Linked DNA regions of Homo sapiens: region 1 is linked to region 2. Evidence: read pairs that join two places in POLR2A ChIA-PET (ENCODE). Cell type or tissue: IMR-90. All regions are shown on one strand. Each heading gives the region's core, and the rest is flanking DNA. Links, peaks and the distances in the headings are about the cores only.

Region 1 (10,473 bases), core at 849-8,848, 130 kb before region 2:
GTTTTGAGAGTTGTATATATTCTGCATACAAGTCCTTTATCAAATCTTTGCTTTGCAGATACTTTCCTCCAACCTGTGGCTTTTCTTTTCATCCTTTTCACAGTATCTTTTTAAATGCAGAGGTTTTTAATTTTGATGAAGTCAGGTGTGTTAATTCTTTCTTTCATGGGTTGTGCTTTTGGTGTCATATTTTTTAAAGTCTTTGCCTAACTCAAATTTACAAATATTTTCTCCAATGTTTTCTTCTAGAGGTTTTATAGTTTTAAGTATTACATTTAGGTATATGATCCATTTTGAGTTAATTTTTAGATATAATGACATACATGAATTAAAGTTTATTTGTTTGTTGTGTGCAAATGCATATCCATTGTTCCAGTACCACTGAAAAGTAGAGACCTTATTCTCTGTCTATTTAATTTTGGATAATTTCCGTTACTGTCTTGAAGCCCTCACTCACAACTCTTTACCATGACCTTCGGTCAAGTACTTTTGAAACAGAATAGGGGAAGAAGATGACCTTTCTTAATGGCAATAGGTTTAAAACTTGGGTAATTCACTCCCACTGGAGGACAGGCACAAAACTCCAGCCACTTCCCAGACCCTTCTCTTTTACAAGGAAAAAGCCTTAAGATACTGGAAGGACAGGAAATCAAGGGCCCAGGCAAAAATCACTTTCCCTGGCTGAAGGTAAAAGGAAAGGCCATTTGACATGGGAGGAGGGGTTGGAAACTCTTCTGCTCCTTGTCTGCTACTGGTGAGTGGCAAGAAACCCACTCAGTCCCAGGATTCTGCACTGATAAAAAGCACAGGTCTGATATCACTGGAGTTGGGACCATAGTGAGGCAGGCAGCTCTCCCCTGTCTAAGATGCCCCACAGGCATGAGGCAAGGTATAGATGCCACAAAAGGGAGAAGCAAGAATAATGAGGGCCAGGTGCACGGAGCCTGCCTAAGACTAAGAGTAAATGAGAAAAATGGAGAACCCCACCTGCCCCCAGTATGAGCCTTGTGCTGAGTAATGAGCAATAACAGAAAAACATAGAGAGCTCCCCTCTGTGGTGGAGGCATGCAAGTCCCCCTGAAAGCTGAGCAGGAAGTAGAAACACTGATACAAGACAGCAGCAACCCACCACTGGAGGAATTTGAAGTATGTGTTGCCCTGAAGTAAGTTATTACAACTACAAAACTAAAACCCAGCACAGCTACTGATTTTAATTGACTCGACCCCCCACACTAACAGCCTGGCAGATGCAGAGGGATACCTACTTCCTGGCATAAACACAAGTTACCTCAATCTTTACTGTTATTCACACACAGTGTTTGGAACACAGTTTTTAAAACTACAAAGACACGCTCATACACACATTTACGAGACACACAAAAAAGCCAGAAAATAAACAACCTATTGTAAAGAGATAAAACAACTCACAGAACCAGACCCAGAGACAGCACGGATGCTGGAACTATCAGGGGCTTTAAAATAATTATGATTAGTTGGTGGAAAGGGGTCTAGTGGAAAAGGTGGACAACGTATGTGAACAAATGGAGAATTTCAGCAGAGGTAGAATTATAAAAGAGAATCAAATAGAAATGCCAAAAATAAAAAAAAAGATACAGAATTTCTTTGATGGCTTTTAAGCAGACTGTATGTAACAGAGGAAAGAAACAGTGAACTTAAAGATAGGTCAATCAATGGAAACTATCCAAATTGAAACACAAAGAGGCAAAAATGGAAACAATAAAATAACAATTGAGAAGAGCATCCAAAAGCTGTGGACAATATCCATATCAATGATCTAACACTGGGATCCCAGAAGAAAAAGAGAGCCAGGGCCAGGCGCAGTGGCTCATGCCTGTAATCCCAGCACTTTGGGAGGCCGAGGCAGGTGAATCACCTGAAGTCAGGAGTTCGAGTTCAGCCTGACCAACATGGTTAAACTCTGTCTCTGCTAAAACTACAAAAATTAGCTGAGTGTGGTGGTGGGTACCTGTAATCCCAGCTACTCAGGAGGCTGAGGCAGAAGAATTGCTTGAACCAGGCAGGCAGAGGTTGCAGTGCACTGAGATCGTGCCACTACACTCCAGCCTGGGCAACAGAGTGAGAATCCGGCTTCAAAAGAAAAAGAAAAAGAAAAAGAAAAAAAAGAAAAAAAGAGTGAAAAGAGAACTATTTGAATATACAATGTCTAAGAACTTTCCAAAATTAATTCAAAGCAACAAACCATAATTCCATGAATCTTAGCAAACCCCAACAAGAATAAATAAAAACAAAACAAAACTTAAGCTCATCATGGTCAAACCACTGAAACCCAAAGATAAAGATAAAACCTTGAAAACAACCAAAGAGGAGGGTAATCATGCAAACAGGAGAAAAGATTAGAATTATAGCAGATTTTTAATCTCTGCAAACCAGAGCTAGAAAAACATCTTTAAAGTGCTGGGGAGGGCAGGGGCAGGAAACCAAAAACCTGTCAGTTCATAATTTTATAGCCAGCAAAAATATCTTTTTAAAACAAAGGCAAAATAAATACTTTTTCAGGCAAAGAAACCTGAGAGAATTCATTACCCGCAGGTCTTCACTATAAAAACTTGTAAAGGAACTTTTGCAGACAGAAGGAATATATCAAATGGAAACTTAGATCTCCACAAAAAATGAAGATTGCTAGAACTGGTAAAAATGGGGATAAATAGAAAAGACGTTTTGTTCCTTTTAAAAGTCTCTTTACAACAGGTAAAATATATGACAAAAATAGCATAAAGAATGGGAGGGAGGAAATGGGATTACACTGTGCTGAGCTTCTTAAACTACATGTTTAATGGTATAATATTATTTGAAGCTGTTTATTGTGAACTCGAGAGCAGGACTATAAAAACGAAAGGAACAATGGAGATGTGAGTCACAAGTCAAAATATAAAAATCTGTTCTGACAATATATAGTTAATACAATTATTTTAAGTGAAGAAGAGGGGTAAAAAATATTGGAAACAAAGTAAGTTTTGCTAATTGCCTTCTCTGTAACATGTGATAATTAAAAAAACTGGTTAGGCAATAGAAGTATGTGCATATTTAACCTGGTGAAGATAAATGCAAAAAGATAATTTCATTAACCAGGAGAGCATGGTAGAGGAAAGGGAAAAGGAAGCATGCTAGTTTTATTCTTGTTTATAGAAAAGAACTAATATATTCTGCCTAAGGAAAGCTAAGGCCATACATAAAGCTTTAATCTTAAAGGTAAATACTAGAAAAACAACAACAATTCACCTTCTTAACATGAGAAGAACCACACACACAAAAAAAAGGACAAAGGGAAAAAAGAATAAAAGAATAAATAAAAGAATAAAAGCCACAGGGTAAAAAACTAAAAGATAAGTAAAAATTAAAAGTAAAAACAAGAAACATGATATAAAATTATATGACAAGGCTAAGCATGGTGGCTCACACCTGTAATCTCAGCACTTTGGGAAGCTGAGGCAGGCAGGTTACTTGAGACCAGGAGTTCAAGACCAGCCTGGCCAGCATGGTGAAACCCTGTCTCTACTAAAAAAAAAAAAAAAAAAAAAAAAAAAAAAAAAAAATTAGCTAGGCATGGTGGGGCACACCTGTAATCCCAGCTACTTGGGAGGCTGAAGCAGGAGAATTGCTTGAATTTGGGAGGCAGAAGCTGTAGTGAGCTGAGATTGGGCCACTGCACTCCAGCCTGGGCAACAGTGAGACCCTGTCTCAAAAAAAAAAAATTATATGACAAAACCCTAAACAAATGTATTTGTCATATCTATAAATGTAAATGTGCTAAATTCACCTCTTAAGAAGATTTCAGATAGACTCATAGAGCAAAACCAAACTCTGTGCACCATGCAAAAGGCATACCTAAAACCAAATGATTCAGGAAGGCTGAAAATAAAAGAATGGGCAATGTCACACTAGGTAAATGCCAAGATGAAAAAAATCAAGATTCATGAAGTTAATGTAAGGAAAGGGAGGGTTCAGAAATCACTATACAAGACAAAGACACTTTATAATGCCAAGGGTTGTAATTTACAACTCAGATGTAAGAATTATGAACATGGCAGTCAACACAGTAGCAAATTTTATATAGTAAGAATTATGGAAAAAATCGGGAGAAATTGATAAACACACATAATAAGAGATTTAAATTTATGTCTCAGTCTAGGGCAGATCAAGAAAACAAACAAAAAGAAATAGGTCAAGTTATAGTCAACCTTAGTAAGATCACAGGGCAAGTACTGTATCCTAATAATAGAGAACACACCTTTTCAATGCCAAGTGAAGATAAACACTCATGAAAACCTTACATTAAGCCACAAAGAGAACCTCAATAAATAGTCTAGTCACAATAAATGTAATAAAATTAAAAATGAATAACAATATAATAAAAACATTCTTTTCATCTGAAAATTAATAAACTCCTTTCTAAATTAATAAACTCCTTACTCTTAGGGTAAAGGGGAAAATAGAAACAAATAGAATTAAGTGTGTGTATTAAAATAATAAAGTACACACGTTAAATCCAATGAGGATATAAATAAAGCAGTGCTCAGAGGAAAAATCAGTAAAAAAAAAAAATAATAAAACAGGTGAATAAGATTCAGTTCAGAAAGAGAAAAACAGCAGGAAGGAAAATATAAAAACAAAGTAATTAATTTGATAACAGAGAAACATAGTACCAATACATAAATCCAAAAGCTGGTCCTTTGAAAAGAGTAAATTGAGAAATGAAAAAGAAGATACAAATAACAAAGAAACAGGCGGAGTAAACATAGAAAGGAAAATTAAAATAATCATATGAAACCACTTTGCATGCTATTAAGTGAATATATCCTAAAACCTGATATAATGGAAGTCAATTTGGGCTGGTAAGAGAAAAAAATTAGATAAATTAAATTGAGCAGTGTATTTGAACAAATAATGATTCATGAATTAGGCAGTCCTCAGAACCAGGAGAGGTTCAGAGAGCTACACTTGGCAACGTGAGCAGGCAGTATTTACAGATAGAAAAAGGAAGTGACACACAGAACGCTTGACTGATTACAGCTGGGCATTTGCCTTATAAGGACATGATCTGATCAGTTGGTAGCCTGTGATTGGCTGAAGCTCAGCTGCTCTAACTGGCTGAAACTCAGCTATTTGTTACAGGAATATACTCTTAGTGAAGTTGCAGTTTGTTTACATACAAAGTTAAGTTGCAGTTTGCTATGTATGAACTCAAAGTAGGAAGGCAGCCTCAGGCCAAATTTAGTTCAATTTAACAGGGCTCAGAGGGGTTGCATGAGTAACTAGTAGAGCCAAGACTGTATCCCAGTCTTGTGACTCCCAAGTTAAAGTTTCTCAAGCACGTCCACTGTCTCCTGCCTGCAGCTTCCTTGGACAACGGCTGGGAGATCTGGATCCTGTCTAAGGTCTGCAGGAGGGGAAACTGGCAGAAAAGACTGGCTCTGGATTTGTAGAGCTTGTGAAAAAAACCATCCATCATTGGCATCAGGGACCAAGAGGCCTAGCTAGACAGAGTCCTCCCTCTTTTTGGAAGCCCCAGCCTGCCCATCAGGATCATCCAGCACACAGTGCACACCACCCCACAGCTTTCTGGCTCTACTGGACTCTGACTTCTCCCCTTACTCAGCCTGGACTGCATCTTTCATCTGTCTGGGGTCCTCAGGACAGCACTCACTTCTGCCACTTTCCCACCTCGTCCACTTCGAATAGCCAGATCCCAGCCAGCTGTAATGCAGGCCATGCCTCCTCAAGAAATTGATACAGCACCCAAGAGGTGAGGGGCAAACCAGCATCCCCAAACCCAAGTGTGGAGTCCACCCAACAGAGAGTGGGCTTGAAGAGAGCTGGAATGTGGATCAGCAGCCCATAAGGATGCAAAATCAAGGCCAGGCTGACAGACACAAAAGATACCCCCCATATTGGGTTCAGTGGAAGAGAGAGTTGTGGAACAATGCGATTAGTATAATCTACTCTGTAAACTTTTTTTGCTCATTGTAAAAGCAGGATGATGGGGGAGAGACAGGAACACATGAAGTGAAAATATATTTTCCTATCACCCAGGAATCCCCAGCCTCTGTTTCTAGGAGTCAAGCTCAATTTTCATGTCTGGTATATTCTTATTTTTCCAAAGTTATTCCATGTATGAAATAGCATGTAAATGTTTATAAATAGGTTACACATACACATACATTATATTAAAATTTAACACCAAATGGAGCCATTCATTAATGTGTTCATTCAGTCTTCCATTTTAAATGGATTCAATGCCAAAGATCCGACAATGAGCAAAACTAGAGCCAGTCCTTGCTCCCACACAGTCTAGTGTGGATACGACCATTAAATATCCACACAAAGGAAGGTATAATTAGAAACTGAGATCCAGTGAGGAAACACATGTGAAAGTCTCAACAGTGAAGCTTCCCACAGTGGCAGCCACAACTGTCATTGTTTAAGAGGCAGTTACCAGCAAGCTGGGCATCCCAGACCTGGCCATAGATGCATTCTCTTCAGGCCTCTACTCTGCTTCTGATTGAGAACCAGAGCTGTGACTCACTGCCCTCCACCATCTGCTGGAGGGGCTCAAATGACTCAGCCCCACCCCACCCCACCCCATCCCCCAGGAATGCTTCAGAGGAGCAAGAGACGAAATTATTCCGTGTGACTCAGGCCCAGCCTGGCCCACACCCTCTGCCCGTCTGTGCCTGAGAAGCAGTGGTGGCCATCGCCGTGCCCCTGAAGGACACATATTTTCAGGTAAAGAATGTGCTTAGGAAGATTGTCTTAGCCTGTTTGGGCTGCTACAACAAAAACGCCACAGACTGGGTGGCTTAAATGACACACATTTACTTCTTACAGTTTTGGAGTCTGGGAAGTCCAAGATCCAGGCAGATTCAGTGTTGGCTGAGGAACCACTTCCTGGCTCAGAGGTGGCCATCTCCTCGCTGTGTCCTCACATGGCTGAAGGGGTGAGGGGTTTCGCTGGTGTCTCCTTTATGAGAGGACTAATTCCATTCATGAAGGCTCCACCCCAACCTTATGACCTAATCACCTCCCACCTCTACATACCCTCACATTAGTGAATACCATGTTAGGATTTCTACATACAGATTTGGGGAGGAAACAACTCCAGAAAGGAATCCTCACAACACAAGCTGTGATGAATGTCTCAGGGTGGGAGCTGAGCTTGCCAGTGGAGCAGTGAGGAACCATGGCTCCCTTCCACCTCCTCCCTTAGCAGGGCCCTTCTGACCACACCTGTCCCCATGAATGTCATCTCTGCAGAGAATCACAAATCTGAGTCTCCAGTCTCTGCCCAGAACCTCAAACTGCACACGCCAGAGCAGGGCCAACCATCCCCTTCCAGAGCCTAGCACTGCCTCGCACATCTACCTCCTTGAATGACTCTACCTTCTGCTCTGAATCCTAATCTTGAAATCCTGGAGTTCACTTCAGCTCCTTCTCCCTCTTCTTCACTCTCCTCACCTAATCCATGATCAAAGCCAGTCACACTTCTGAATTTCTTCCCAATCTGCCCTTTCCTTGCTTCCCCTGCTTTGGCCTTCTGGATATCTCGTTTTCCACAAGGACTCTTTCAAGAACACCTCACTGGCCTTACTGACTCCAAGCTACAGACTTCTCACTGTGCTCAAAATATTTTCCTAAACACAATGAGGCAGGAATTTCCCACCATCCATTGGCATCGCTGGCATCTCCTCAGGGTCTACAGTAGAGACCACAAACTCCATGAAGGGCAGGTAGATGACCAAAGGGTTGCAGGCCAGGTTGAGTTGATAAAAGGGCCACCACAGGGAATGGGGAGGACTGGGGCAGATTGGAGGATGCTTGTCCTGCTTAGGAGCAGCCACCGCCCAGCTATAGCTAAGTATAGCTGCAAGAGAATGGAGACCCCAAATTGCCAGACCTTTTAGACTTTCACAAGATGCAAGAACCCAACTTTGTCTATGAAATCTCTTTATTTATAAAAGTTGGTAACTAATTCACATGTAAAATACTCTCAATAATTTCCTTATTCCTGCCATTTTGGGCCCTCCCTGGTCTGGGTTTACGTACATTTCCAGCACCATCCTCCCTGCTTATGGCCAAAACCATGCCACGCTCCAGGACACTAGGCTCTTTGCCATTCCCAGGACATGGCTTGCCTGGCACATTCCATCCCCTTCCTTGCAGATGCTGTTCCCTGTACTGCACTGTGCTATCCCTTCCATGCCTATCCAAATCCTACCCACCTATGAAGGGTCACCTCACTTCCACCTCCTTCAAGGACCTGTCCCATAGGCCTGAGACCAATGACTCCATTCCGCTCCACTTTGTGCTTCCCCTGCATGTTGTACCCCTGCCCCAGTGCAAGACACAATCTGACCTGTTTATCATCAGCTGTGCATGCACCCATCACCCACACGGTTGGAAACAAGAGTGCAGACATTGTGTCTTAGTCACAAAGCCTGCACACAGTAGGTGAACTAGAGACATTTCAGGAATGCTGCTAAGTAGAATTTAGGAAAGGGGACTGATGCCACAACAGAGCATGGACTTGGGAATTTGGGGTGTCCATGTCTTTGCACAAGTAGGGTCTTGTCCGCCTGAACTTCCTGATCTGCACACCCAACGTCCCTGAAGCCTCCAGCCCCTCTCCCACCCCAGCTTGTGTGAGGTGGAGCCCAGCACTCTGAGGAAGTTCTGAGTCACTGTCTGAGCCTCGGCCTAATGCACTTTGCAGGCTTTGTCGTTAGTAACCTGGCCGACTCCTTGCTTTGCAGTTCCCCCCGGTTTATGGCTAAAACCATCTGTGTGAAAGTGGGCCTTGCCAAAGTGTTTGCAGCTACTCCCTATTCCTCCTCCTGCACCTGAAGCCCTGGTCCCCTTCCGGCTGTTTATGACTGTTTGCTGTGGAAACGGCTGGATTCATAGCCCAGGAGGGAGCAGGTGCAGAGGCACCGGGAGAGCAAATGAGTTCACTCAAGTCAATGTGCCTGCTTCTCATTCTGACCCTGAGGAGCAGGGAATGCAGGCCAGACCAGTAAAGGGAGGACTTGGAGCAGGATGAAATGCAGGCTGCTTTTCCCGGAGATGTGAGCTGGATGTGAAATGGCCTCCAGATGTGGGCTGAGAGGTCCCCTAAAGTTTGAAGTTGAGCTTTTAACAGTCTCCCTATGGGGAACCAGAAAAGCCCTCAAGCTGAGGAAGCTTTGTTTGTTTCATTGCACACAGTCCTGGTCTCACGGTTCCTACCACTGTGTGCAGCTGCTGGGCCTGCGTTCCTGAACACCCACATGGGCCTTGACCATTTGGTCATCCAGGAGGACACAGAGCCATCCCACCTGGTCAACTTGCTGCGGGGACAGGAGCTTTCACCCCTGTGTTTGGTTAACATTTAGATGAGAAGGATTATTGTAAGGACCAAGTGAGAGGGTTTGCTGGGCAGTGGGGAACACTACACAAATGCAAACAATCAACTCACTGATTATTGGTGGTAGTGTTAATAGGCCAAGGAGTTGTCTGGAAGAGGCAGACACAACTTACTAAGGGACCAGCCCCTGCTAGGTGATGCTTTTGTTCCAAGTCTTTGTTCAGATCTTTCATTCAACAAGCTATTTTTAAGCTCCTACTATGTGCAGTGCATGGTACTGAGCTCTGCAGGAGAAAAAAGTGCAAGTTAGGAGTCCTGTTCATAAGACCCTTAAAACCTGCTAGCAGAGATAAAGCAAGTGCTACGCTAATGAGAAAGGAGCTAGGAAGGGAGGGAGCACTGGTTAGTGTGAGAAGAACACCCATGGGGACAGCAGACAGGAGCTTGGAGTCTCCTGTGCAGCTACTGGGGAGGGGTGTTGGCGAGCAGAGTGCAGAATGGGAGCAGTGGAGATGGTGGAAGGTGGAGGGGCAGCTTGAGTCCATGAGAAAGGTCCAGGAAAGCTGCCTTTTCAAACACCTCGCCACTAGCTTTGTGTCTTTAGCAGTAAGTGAGACTCCTTTTGTGGGATTCCCTGAATAGTCAGAGATAGCATTTGGCAGCCAGTGAAAGAGCTGACTGATGAAATGGAGATCTCTTACTTTTGGGCCAAGAGTCTGTTTTGTTGCTGGCATGGAGTCACAGCCCAATCATGGACAGATGAGAAGGCTCATCCCCTCGGCACCATCTTCTTTGGGAGTCCAACTCTACCAGGTCCCTGGGATTGGGATATTGACCATAGGGTTGAGGCCAGATCCAGCTCTTTCTGTTCCAAGAAGTAGAAGGTTTTCCCTCCAAGCAAATAACCTTTCACTATCTATAGCTACAGCCTTTGTAATATTATGAACAGTCTTAGCTGTTTTTTAACTGAGGCTGGATAGCTCTAATGTTCTTCTACTGAAGGTCAGGTCCCTTGCTGCACAATAAAGAAGTTACCCAGTTTCTTCTGGCTAGTTAGGAGTTGTTATCTTGACCAAGCTGAGGCACAATTCTTC
Region 2 (10,473 bases), core at 945-8,944:
ATTCTAAGAGGTACAGAAAAAGCATTAAAACCAAATTTGACACCGTTTTATGATAAAAGTCACAGCAAATCAGGAATAGAAGGGAACTCCTCAACCTAATTAAGAGCATCTGTGAAAAATCTACAGTTAGCATTATACTCAACAGTGAAAGGCTCAAAGCTTTCTACCTAACATCAGGGACACGGCAAGGATGTCTGCCCTCAACACTTCTACTTAACATTATACTAAAAGAATAGCCACCGCAATAAGGCAAAAAAAAAAAAAAAAGCCATAAAAGTCGAATATTAAAATTAAAATAATATTTACATACAAGCAATGTGATTATGTATAAAGAAACCCTATGGAACCCACAAAGCATGTAGAATAGTTGAATTTTGAAAAGTTGCAGGATACAAAAATCAACTGCATTTCTATAAACTGGCAGCAAACAATTGGAAAGTAAAAACTTAAAACAACTCCAAAATAGCATCAATCAAAAATATTCAGAAACAAATCAAATGCAAGTTGTGAAAGACCTTTATATGAAAAACTACAAGTACTGCAAAGGGAAATTAGATTGAATGAAATCACAATAAAAATCCTGAGGAATTTTTGAAGAAATTACCAAACTTATTTTAAAATTTTAATGGAGAGGAAAAATACTCAAATAGTTGAAAAAAATTTAAAAGAACTGCTGATTTCAATTCTTGCTATAAAATTACAGTATCATGACAGAGTGACATTGATGAAATAACACTTACCGGACAAATAATTTTCAAAAAAGGTGTTAAGTTAGTTGAGTGGATAGTGGGTAGACTTTTTAATAAAAGCTGATGGAAAACTGGAAAGCTGTATAGGAAAAAAATAATCATTGACCCTGCCTCACAATAAAAACTGAATCAAAATGGGTCACACATAAAGTTAAGAAGTAAGACCATTAAACTTCTTGGGAGGGGAAAATATTTGTGACACAAGGTCAGACAAAGAAAGAACAATAAGAAGAAATGGTTTAAAAAGACCTCATGAAGATAAAGTTTGCTCTTTGAAAGACAGGTTTAAAAAAAGTAGAAAGGTAAACCACAGTCTGGGGTAAAAAACTGCAAAAATCCTATCTATAAAGAGCCTATATCCAGAATTTTTGAAGAACTCTTATAGAGCAACAGTTAGAGAAGAAACAACCCATAAATAAAGGAGAAAAGATATGACTAGAAACATCATAAAACAAGCTATATGAATGGCCAATGAGCAAAGGAGAAGAGGATCAAAATCCCTAGTCTTAAGAGAAATGAAAATTGAAACAACAGTAAGTTGCCACAACAAAGCCACAAAAATAGCTGAAGTTAGAAAGACTGATAACACCTAATGCTGACAAGGATATGGGACACCTGGAACTCTCTCTTACACTACTGGTAAAAATGTAAAAGGGGAAAAATTGTATGGAAGTTACAAAGTTACACACACATTTACCATATTATCCAGGGGTTTGGGTGCAAAAGGGCACAAGGATACAACTTGACTGTTGTGAGTTACATGACGGTATGCAATTTAAAACTGGTTAATTTTATTGAATGTAAGTAATACATTAAAAGTAATATAAAGGTATGGTAAATAAAACAGCATGGTACTTATGCATAATTAGATCAACAGAAGAGAACAGAAAGTCTGGGAACAGACCCTATAACAAATGGAAATTCAGAATAAAATAAAACCTGATAAAATGTGACATTTCAAACTAATCAAGAAAAGATTATTCAGAAAAGAGTACTGGGCTTAGTAGCTATTTGGGGGGATAAACAAGAAGTCTCTTTCTCCTAGATTTTTTGTTTAATAACTTTTTTTTTCTTTTTTAAGAGACAGGGTCACACTCTGCTACCCAGGCTGGAGTGCAGTGGTGCAATCATAGCTCAATGTAGCCTTAAACTCCTGGGCTCAACTCCTCAGCCAACCAAAAAGCTGGAATTACCATGCCCAGCTCTCCTAGCTTAGACCAGAGTAAGCAAGACAAGTGAAACCATAAAAGCATGATGGAAAAGCTAAGTTTGCTATAAAATCCAGATGATGTAAAAGATTAATCAGTTTGACTGTATGAAAACAGTAGTTCCACTAGAAAAAAAATAACCTAAACACAGAAAATGGACAAGAGACAGAGAAAATATTAGCAACTCACCCCAGACAAAATGTTAATATTTCTACTAAGAATTTGTATAACCCAAAAGGATAAAGACTAACATTCCAATAGAAAAATGTCCAGCCTCATTACCTTTAAAAAAAATAAATGTGGCCGGGTGTGGTGGCTCACACCTGTAATCTCAGCACTTTGGGAGGCTAAGGCAGGCGAATCATGAGGTCAGGAGTTCAAGACCAGCTTGGCAAACATGGTTAAACCCTGTCTCTACTTAAAATACAAAAAGTAGCCGGGCGTGGTGGCAGGCGCCTGTAATCCCAGCTACTTGGGAGGCTGAGGCAGGAGAATCGCTTGAACCCGGGAGGCGGACATTGCAGTGAGCCAAGATTGTGCCATTGCACTCTAGCCTGGGGGACAAGAGGGAGACTTTGTCTCAAAAAAAAAAAAAAGAAAGGAAAAGAAAGAAAAATAAATATAAACCTACATTGAAATATCTTCTTTATCTAAGTTTGCCAAAGACCCAGGTATTTCATAGCACCATGTTTTTGAGAGTGTAATGAAACAGCATATATACTGTTGTTTGACATATAAATTGATTTAATTCCTATGGATGGAAATGGACAATATCTCTCATACTCTGATCTAGGTTTCAACTCTTACTGATAAATTCAGTTTTATGTGAAATACTGCACAAAGAAAATCACTGCAACATTATTAGTAAGTGCTGAAGATTGGAAAAATTTAAACAGTGGATGGGTTAAAAATACCATGTATCCTTAAATACTATGATATCATTTAAAAATAATGCAGCAATAGATACACTGACATGGAATAATCTCCAACATATATTGCTAAATACTTTCTAAAAATATGAAGAACAGTGTATATATTTTGTTACACCCATTTCTATTTAACAAAATTGAGTGCAAGAAAACAATCTGCTTGTCCATGCATGGAATAGCTCTGAAAACAACTGTTAACGACTGTTTTGGGGAAACCGAGTGACAACAGAGCCAGGATGAGACAAAAATGTATTTTCTGTATACAACTCTTTGTAGCTTTTGATTTTGTACAATGTACCTGTTAGTTATAATACATAAAAATTTAAGTAATTAGACATTTTATTTAAAATTAAATATTTTTATGCCTTGACTCTAGAACTAAACAGACCAGGTTTCATAATTTATTGCCACCCCATAGTATCTATGTGGAACAAGGCAAATTATTTAACATTCTTAAACTCCATTTTCTTTAAAAGGATTATGTTATGATATGCAGTTGTGACCTTTAAATAAGATAATGTATATAAAGTCCCTTACACAGTATTCTGTACACAGCACATAATAACAAATTATTAGAGATTCTTTTACCTTTTCCTTCTCCTGAAATTATACCCGAGTTGAAAATTTTTTTGACATCTAATTTAAGATGGACCATGATTAAGAAGTACAAACCATTTATCCAAGAGAAGATTCCTTAAAATGATTAGTGGACAATTTACTTTAGCATGATCCATACATGGTAATCTAAGGTTTTTGTTTATATAGTTTTATAACACATGTTCTTAAATAAGTTGAAGATAGACCAGCCAAGCCTGTTAAAACAGTATATATAACATTAAAAGAGAACATTTAGTGGTGTCTAGATCCTGACTAAACATGCTTGGCTCTAAAGTTTCATTTTTAAAAAAATTAGCCAGGCATCATTGTGCCAGCTTGGATTAATAGTTTTAGCTACTCAGGAGGAGGGTGAGGTGGAAGGACCACTTGAGCCCAGTTCAAGATTGCAGTGAGCTATGATCATGCCACTGTACTCTAGCATGTGTGAGAGTGAGACCCTGTTTAAAAAAAAAAAAAAAAAAAAAAAAAGGCCTGGCGCGGTGGCTCAAGCCTGTAATCCCAGCACTTTGGGAGGCTGAGGCGGGCGGATCACGAGGTCAAGAGATCCTGGCCAAAATGGTGAAACCCCATCTCTACTAAAGATACAAAAATTAGCTGGGCGTGGTGGCGTGCGCCTGTAGTCCCAGCTACTCCAGAGGCTGAGGCAGGAAAATCGCTTGAACCAGGTAGGTGGAGGTTGGAGTGAGCCAATATCACACCACTGCACTCCAGCCTGGGTGACAGAGCCAGACTACATCTCAAAAAAAAAAAAAAAGAGGTTGGGGGAAGTTGGTAGAATTCAGTAGTGAAGCCATCTGGTGCTGAGCTTTTCTTTGCTGGGAGATTTTTTAAATTATTGATTTAATCTCATTACTTGTTATTGGTCTGTTTGGGTTTTCTGTTTTTCCCTATTTCAATCTTGAAAGTTTATATGTTCAGGAATTTATCAATTTCTGCTATGTTTTCCAATTGGCTGGCATATAGTAATTCGTAATATTCTCTAATGATCTTTTGTATTTCTGTGGTATCAGTTGTAATATCTCATATTACATTTCTAATTTTTTTATTACAGTTCTAATTTTTTTATTTTTTATTTTTTTTTGAGATGGAGTCTGGCTCTGTCACCCCACGCTACAGTGCAGTGGTGCAATCTCAGCTCACTGCAACCTCCACCTCCTGGGTTCAAGCGATCCTCCTGCCTCAGCCTCCCAAGGAGCTGGGATTACAGGTGCCCACCATCACCTAATTTTTGTATTTTAGTAGATATGGGGTTTCATCATGTTGGCCAGGCTGGTCTCCAACTCCTGACTCAGGTGATCCACCCGCCTTGGCCTCCCAAAGTGGTAAAGCCATGAGCACTGCACCTGGCCTAATTTTCTTTTTCATCGTCTCTCTTTGTTACTTAGTCTAACTAATGGTTTATCAGTTTTATTTATCTTTCCAAAAAAATCAACATTCCATTTCATTGACCCTTTGTATTTTTTAGTTTCTATTTTGCTTAGTTCTGCTCTAATCTTTCTTATATCTTTCCTTTTGCTAATTTTCAGTTTGGTTTGTTCTTGCTTTCCTAGTTCATAGAGGTGTATTAGGTTATTTATTTGAAATCTTTTTACTTTTTTGATGTAGGCATTTACTGCTATAAGCTGCGCTCTTACTACTGCTTTTGCTGTATCCTATAGGTTTCGGTGTGTTATGTTTCTATTTTCATTTGCTTCAAATTTTTTTTTTATTTCCTTCTTAATTTCTTCATTGATCCACCGGTCATTCAGAAGCATGTTTAATTTCCAAGTATTGGTACAGTTTCCAAATTTCCTCTTGTTATTAATTTCTAACTTTATTTCATTGTGGTTTGACAGGATACTTAACATAATTTCGATTTTTTAAAATTTGCTGAGACTTGTTTTGTGGCCTAACACACGATCTGTCCTGGAGAATGTTCCACGAATTGATGAAAATAATGTATATTCTGTGGCTGTTAAATATTATTTAAATATCTGTTAGGTCCACTTGGTCTATAATGCAGTTTAAATCCAGTATATGTCTTGGTTGATTTTCTGTCTGGATCATCTATCTGTTGCTGAGAGTGAGGTGCTGAAGTCCTCAACTATTACTATATTGGGGTCTAACGCTCCCTTTAGATCTAACAGTATTTGCTTTATATATCTGGGTGCTCCGGTGTTTGGTGTGCGTGCGTGTGTGTGTGTGTGTGTGTGTGTATTTACAATTGTTATATCCTCTCGCTGAATTGATCCCTTTATCACTATATATTAATAATTGCCTTCTTTGTCACTTTTTATGTTGTAGGTTTTTTTTCTTTTTTTTAACTTGAAGTCTATCTTTTTTTTTTTTTGAGACGGAGTCTCGCTCTGTCGCCCAGGCCGGACTGCGGACTGCAGTGGCGCAATCTCGGCTCACTGCAAGCTCCGCTTCCCAGGTTCACGCCATTCTCCTGCCTCAGCCTCCCGAGTAGCTGGGACTATAGGCGCCCGCCACCGCGCCCGGCTAATTTTTTGTATTTTTAGTAGAGACGGGGTTTCACCTTGTTAGCCAGGATGGTCTCGATCTCCTGACCTCATGATCCACCCGCCTTGGCCTCCCAAAGTGCTGGGATTACAGGCGTGAGCCACCGCGCCCGGCCAACTTGAAGTCTATCTTATCTGATACACTATACCTACTCCTGCTCATGTTTGGTTTCCATGTGCATAGAATTTCTTTCTCAATTCCTTCATTTCAGTCTATGTGTTTCTTCACGGGTGAAGTCAGTTTCTTGCAGGCAGCATATAGTTGGGTCCTGCTTTGTATTTTTAAAAAATTCATTTAGCCAGTCTATATTTTTTAAATGGGGAATTTAAATGCTTTACATTCAAGGTTATTAATAGGTGAGGACTTATCCCCACTACTTTTAAATTGATTTCCAGTTATTTTGTATATCTTTTGTATCTTTCTTCTTGTCTTATTGTTTATCTATGCAATTTGGTGACTTTTCTGTAGTGTTAACGTTTGAGTCCCTTCTCTTTTTCATCTATATATCTGTTCTATTAGTATGTTTTATCTGCATGTTTTCATAATGCTTAGATATCACTTTTTTACTGCAGATGCAGAAGTAATTAATCATTTCTCTTAGGGCCAGTCTAGTGATGATGAATTCCCTCATTTTCACTTGTCTGGAAAGACTATGTCTCCTTTATTTCTAAAGAATAGCATTGCCAGTTACAGTATCCTCGGCTGACAGTTTTTTCTTTCAGCATGTTGAATATATCATCCCATTCTCTCCTGGCCTGTAAAGTTTCTGCTAAGAAATCTGCCATTAGTCTGATGGGGATTCCCTTTTATGTGATTCGACACCTTTCTCTAGCTGTTCATAGAATTCTCTCTTGACTTTTGAGAGTTTGACCATAAAGTGCCTTGGAGAAGGCCTTTTCAGCTTCAACCTATTTGAAGATCATTGGGCTTCCTGTATCTGGATGTCCATATTACTCCCAAGACTTGGAAAGTTTTCAGCTATTATTTCATTAAGTAGGTTTCAATGCCTTTTTTCACCTCGTCTTCTCCAACTCCCATAATGCAAAAATTGATCGCTTAATGATGTTCCACATGTTCTGTAAGCTTTCTTCATTCTTTCTTTTGATCTAGCTGGGTTATTTGAAAACATGTGTTTTCAGGTTCAGAAATTCTTTCTTCTGCTTGATCTAGTTTATTGTTGAAGCTCTTGATTTTATTTTTATTTCATTTACTGAATTTTTCAGTTTTGAGATTTGATTCTTTTTTATGATATCTACCATTTTCCTGAATTTCTCATTGAGATCATGAATTGTTTCCTGATGGTGTTGAATACTTTATCTGTGTTCTCTTGTATTTTGCTGAGTTCCCTTAAGATCTTTATTTTGAGTTCCTTTTCAGGCATTTGATAGGCTTCCTTTACTTTGGGGTATATTAACTGGAGAATTCTTGTGTTCCTTTGGAGGTATCAGGTTTCCCTGCCTTTTCACGTTTCCTGTGTTCCTACACTGGTATCTGTGCATATGATGGAACAGCCACTTTTTCCAATTTTATGATATAGCTTTCATAGGGAAAAACTTTTTCCTGTAGATATGTCATACAGTCTCAGTTGGGTAGGGTGCCTTGACTTTGGTTCCATGTAAGAACAGTAATATAGACTCCATATGATTTCTTCAGCTTTTATCAACATCATTGGTGTCTACTGAGTGCCTCACTGGCCTAGGCTGCAGCTGTTTGTGGATGCTGTGGTGTGGCTTTACTGGAAGCAAGAACACTGGGAAGGCAAGTCTTTTTTGACCCTGGGGGGTGAACACACGTATGCACACAATGCTCTACCATTAGAAGGGACAGAATTGCCAGCAAGCCCCAGGTGCATGTCATTCTACTCTTAATCTTCTTCTCCCCACTCTTAGTACTCTTCATAAAGACAGGAGGGCAGAAGGGAATGTTTTGGAATTTATTTCTCTTCATAAATCAATTGAACACTTATGGCATTATTTGTTTTCTCATACTAAAAGAGATGGGTGATACATGGTTTTCTTTCCTCTCCTGCTTGATTTCATAACTTTTTTTAAATTAGGGTGAAGAAAAATACACAGCTGCCATTGTCCTACAAAAACCTCTGTAAGAGGACTTTTAATTATGGATTCAATCTCTATTAGACACATAACTGTGGCTTTTTCATTTTCTGTTAATGTCAGATTTTGTCAGTTGTATTTTTCTGTATTTTTTAAATCTCATATACACTTTTAAAGTCATTGGTATAATGTTATTCTTAATATCCTGTTAGTATATCTCATGTAGAATCAATCTTGCTACTGGTAATATGTGCCTTCTCTTTTATTTATCAGTCCTCTTAGGGATGTGGCAGTTTTTTAAATACTGAGATCTTAGACACATCTTCAATCTGTGGGGCTATGCTCCCTCCTCTAGAATCTTTGAGGATGGTAACTGCTTCCACCAATAACATATGATAGGAGTGATACTGTTTGAATTCTAAGGCTAGGTCATAAAATACCTTGCAGCTTCTTGCTGGTTCTCAAGTGAAAGTGTTCTCTAAGGAAAGCCAGCTGCCATGTAAGAAATCTGAGATCACTATATTGGAAAAGTGGCAAAGAGAAAGATAAAGATATAAGTACAAAGGCAATTAAAACACAAACAGTTGGCCGGGCGCAGTGGCTCACGCCTGTTCCAGCACTTTGGGAGGCCAACGCAGGCGGCTTACGAGGTCAGGAGATCAAGACCATCCTGGCTAACACGGTGAAACCCCGTCTCTACTAAAAATACCAAAAAATTAGCCAGGCGTGGTGGCTGGCGCCTGTGGTCCCAGCTACTTGGGAGGCTAAGCCAGGAGAACAGCGTGAACCTGCGAGGTGGAGCTTGCAGTGAGCCGGAGCTTGCAGTGAGCCCAGATTGCACCACTGCACTCCAGCCTGAGCGACAGAGAGAGACTCCGTCTCCCAAACACACACACACACACACACACACACACACACACACACACACACACACACACACAGTAAATCAACTACAAACACCCTTGCTAGTCTATCCTTACTAGTCTATCCTGTGAGGGCCTGCCCTTTGCCCTCACAAATCATAAACCACGTCAGTATACTAATAGAGGAATGGTTTAAGAGGGTACATAGTTTAAGTGAGAAATGTTACCTAGGTAAACCACAGAAGTATAAATGTAATTAACAAGGCTGTCAGGAGGATATAGTGGGTACTTCATATACCCATGTGAATAACTGGTTTGAATATATTTATAATCTTTCCCCTCCCTTTTTCACATTAAGTAGCAAGTTGAGAAAGGAGGCCATTTATTTTTAACATGCAATGTTGAAATATCCCTACTTCTCCAACACACAATGAACATGTTGTATTCCTAGCCATTTAAAATAAACATTTCCAGGAACTTTAATATTATATTATACAAGCGCGATAAAAACATTTTTTAAAAAAAGTTATAGATTGGGGAAGTTCAGAAAGTACCAGCACCTAGCATAATGAATGCTTCGAACCTACATATTCAATTAATACTTACTACATGAATATGAATGAATCAGTCAATGTCAAGTACTTTATCAGCACAGACCAGTTTCTGGCCGAAATCACAAGTACTACCTGCAATAAAAAGTTACTAAACTATTAATTCATATCCTTCAATGCTGTGGTCCTCAGATACTATATATCCATTTCCTTGAGAACAGTTTATTTTCTCTTTCAGAGTAATATTTTTTAAAAACAGATTAAAATAAAGTCATCTGCCATAGCAGATCCACTAAAGACAAAAGAACCAGAGATTGTTTTTGGCCCAGTGAGGAAAAAAATGGAATCGCTTTAATGCTTAAGTCAGTTTTACAGTGGGTGCATTACATCTAAAATGAATGAACCACTTAAAATAATGTGTGAATAACCTACCAAATCCAGGAACACCTTTGAGACTCGCTTTGAGGCAAATTTTCTCCAATCTGAGGTAGCTATATCGCATCAGGCAATTCCACAGGAACATCCAGTCCATTCTTGTCCGATGGTTCATGATAATGACACTTCTTTCTCCAGGAACAAATGCATCCCCAGTTATAATCACTTTTACACCAAACATGGTCTCCAATAATGCCTAAGAAAACAATACAGATATACAGCAAATTAAAGTTATGATTTTCCATAGGTAAATTTTATCATGCCCTATAAATAAATCTTATGATTTCTAACATGTAAAAGTTAGTATTTCCCATGATCCTTGCTTCTATAATAAAAAATTGAGTGGTGAGGTTATCTAGAAGAATGAGAATATCAAGCACTATTTCTATTTTAAGCTTCTGTGATGTCCTAATTAAAAAATGCTGATTGTCCTTGAAATCAAGATATCTTATTAAGCAAAAAGTATAAAAGGTGAATATCAATATTCTACTGTGTAATATTTTAAGGATATAGATATGTAACATTATTACCTTTTTTTCTAGAAAGAACAGTCAAAGAATTAGC

What was found. ChIA-PET counts read pairs that join two places held together with the same protein. Peaks named below come from ENCODE experiments on the same cell type or tissue, not always from the same donor. Only the 100,000 strongest peaks of a DNase experiment are listed, where the experiment ranks them.
Region 1: POLR2A ChIA-PET joins it to region 2 with 12 read pairs; 2 of 35 experiments call an interaction of 5 or more read pairs at or near these places.

The regions. Positions count from the first base shown.
Region 1 is chr2:30,661,291-30,671,763 of GRCh38, reverse strand. No RefSeq gene overlaps it. Among named protein-coding and RNA genes, the nearest start is that of CAPN13, 140 kb to the left of the region's middle. In IMR-90, for the core only: no CTCF peak of the experiment used is centred there; DNase peaks (open chromatin) are centred at 5,063, 6,613 and 8,743; H3K27ac peaks cover 2,374 bases.
Region 2 is chr2:30,532,748-30,543,220 of GRCh38, reverse strand. It overlaps LCLAT1 (lysocardiolipin acyltransferase 1), which reads right to left. Exons shown (of 6, transcript NM_001002257.3): 3 at 9,907-10,105. Among named protein-coding and RNA genes, the nearest start is that of LCLAT1, 91 kb to the right of the region's middle. In IMR-90, for the core only: no CTCF peak of the experiment used is centred there; no DNase peak of the experiment used is centred there.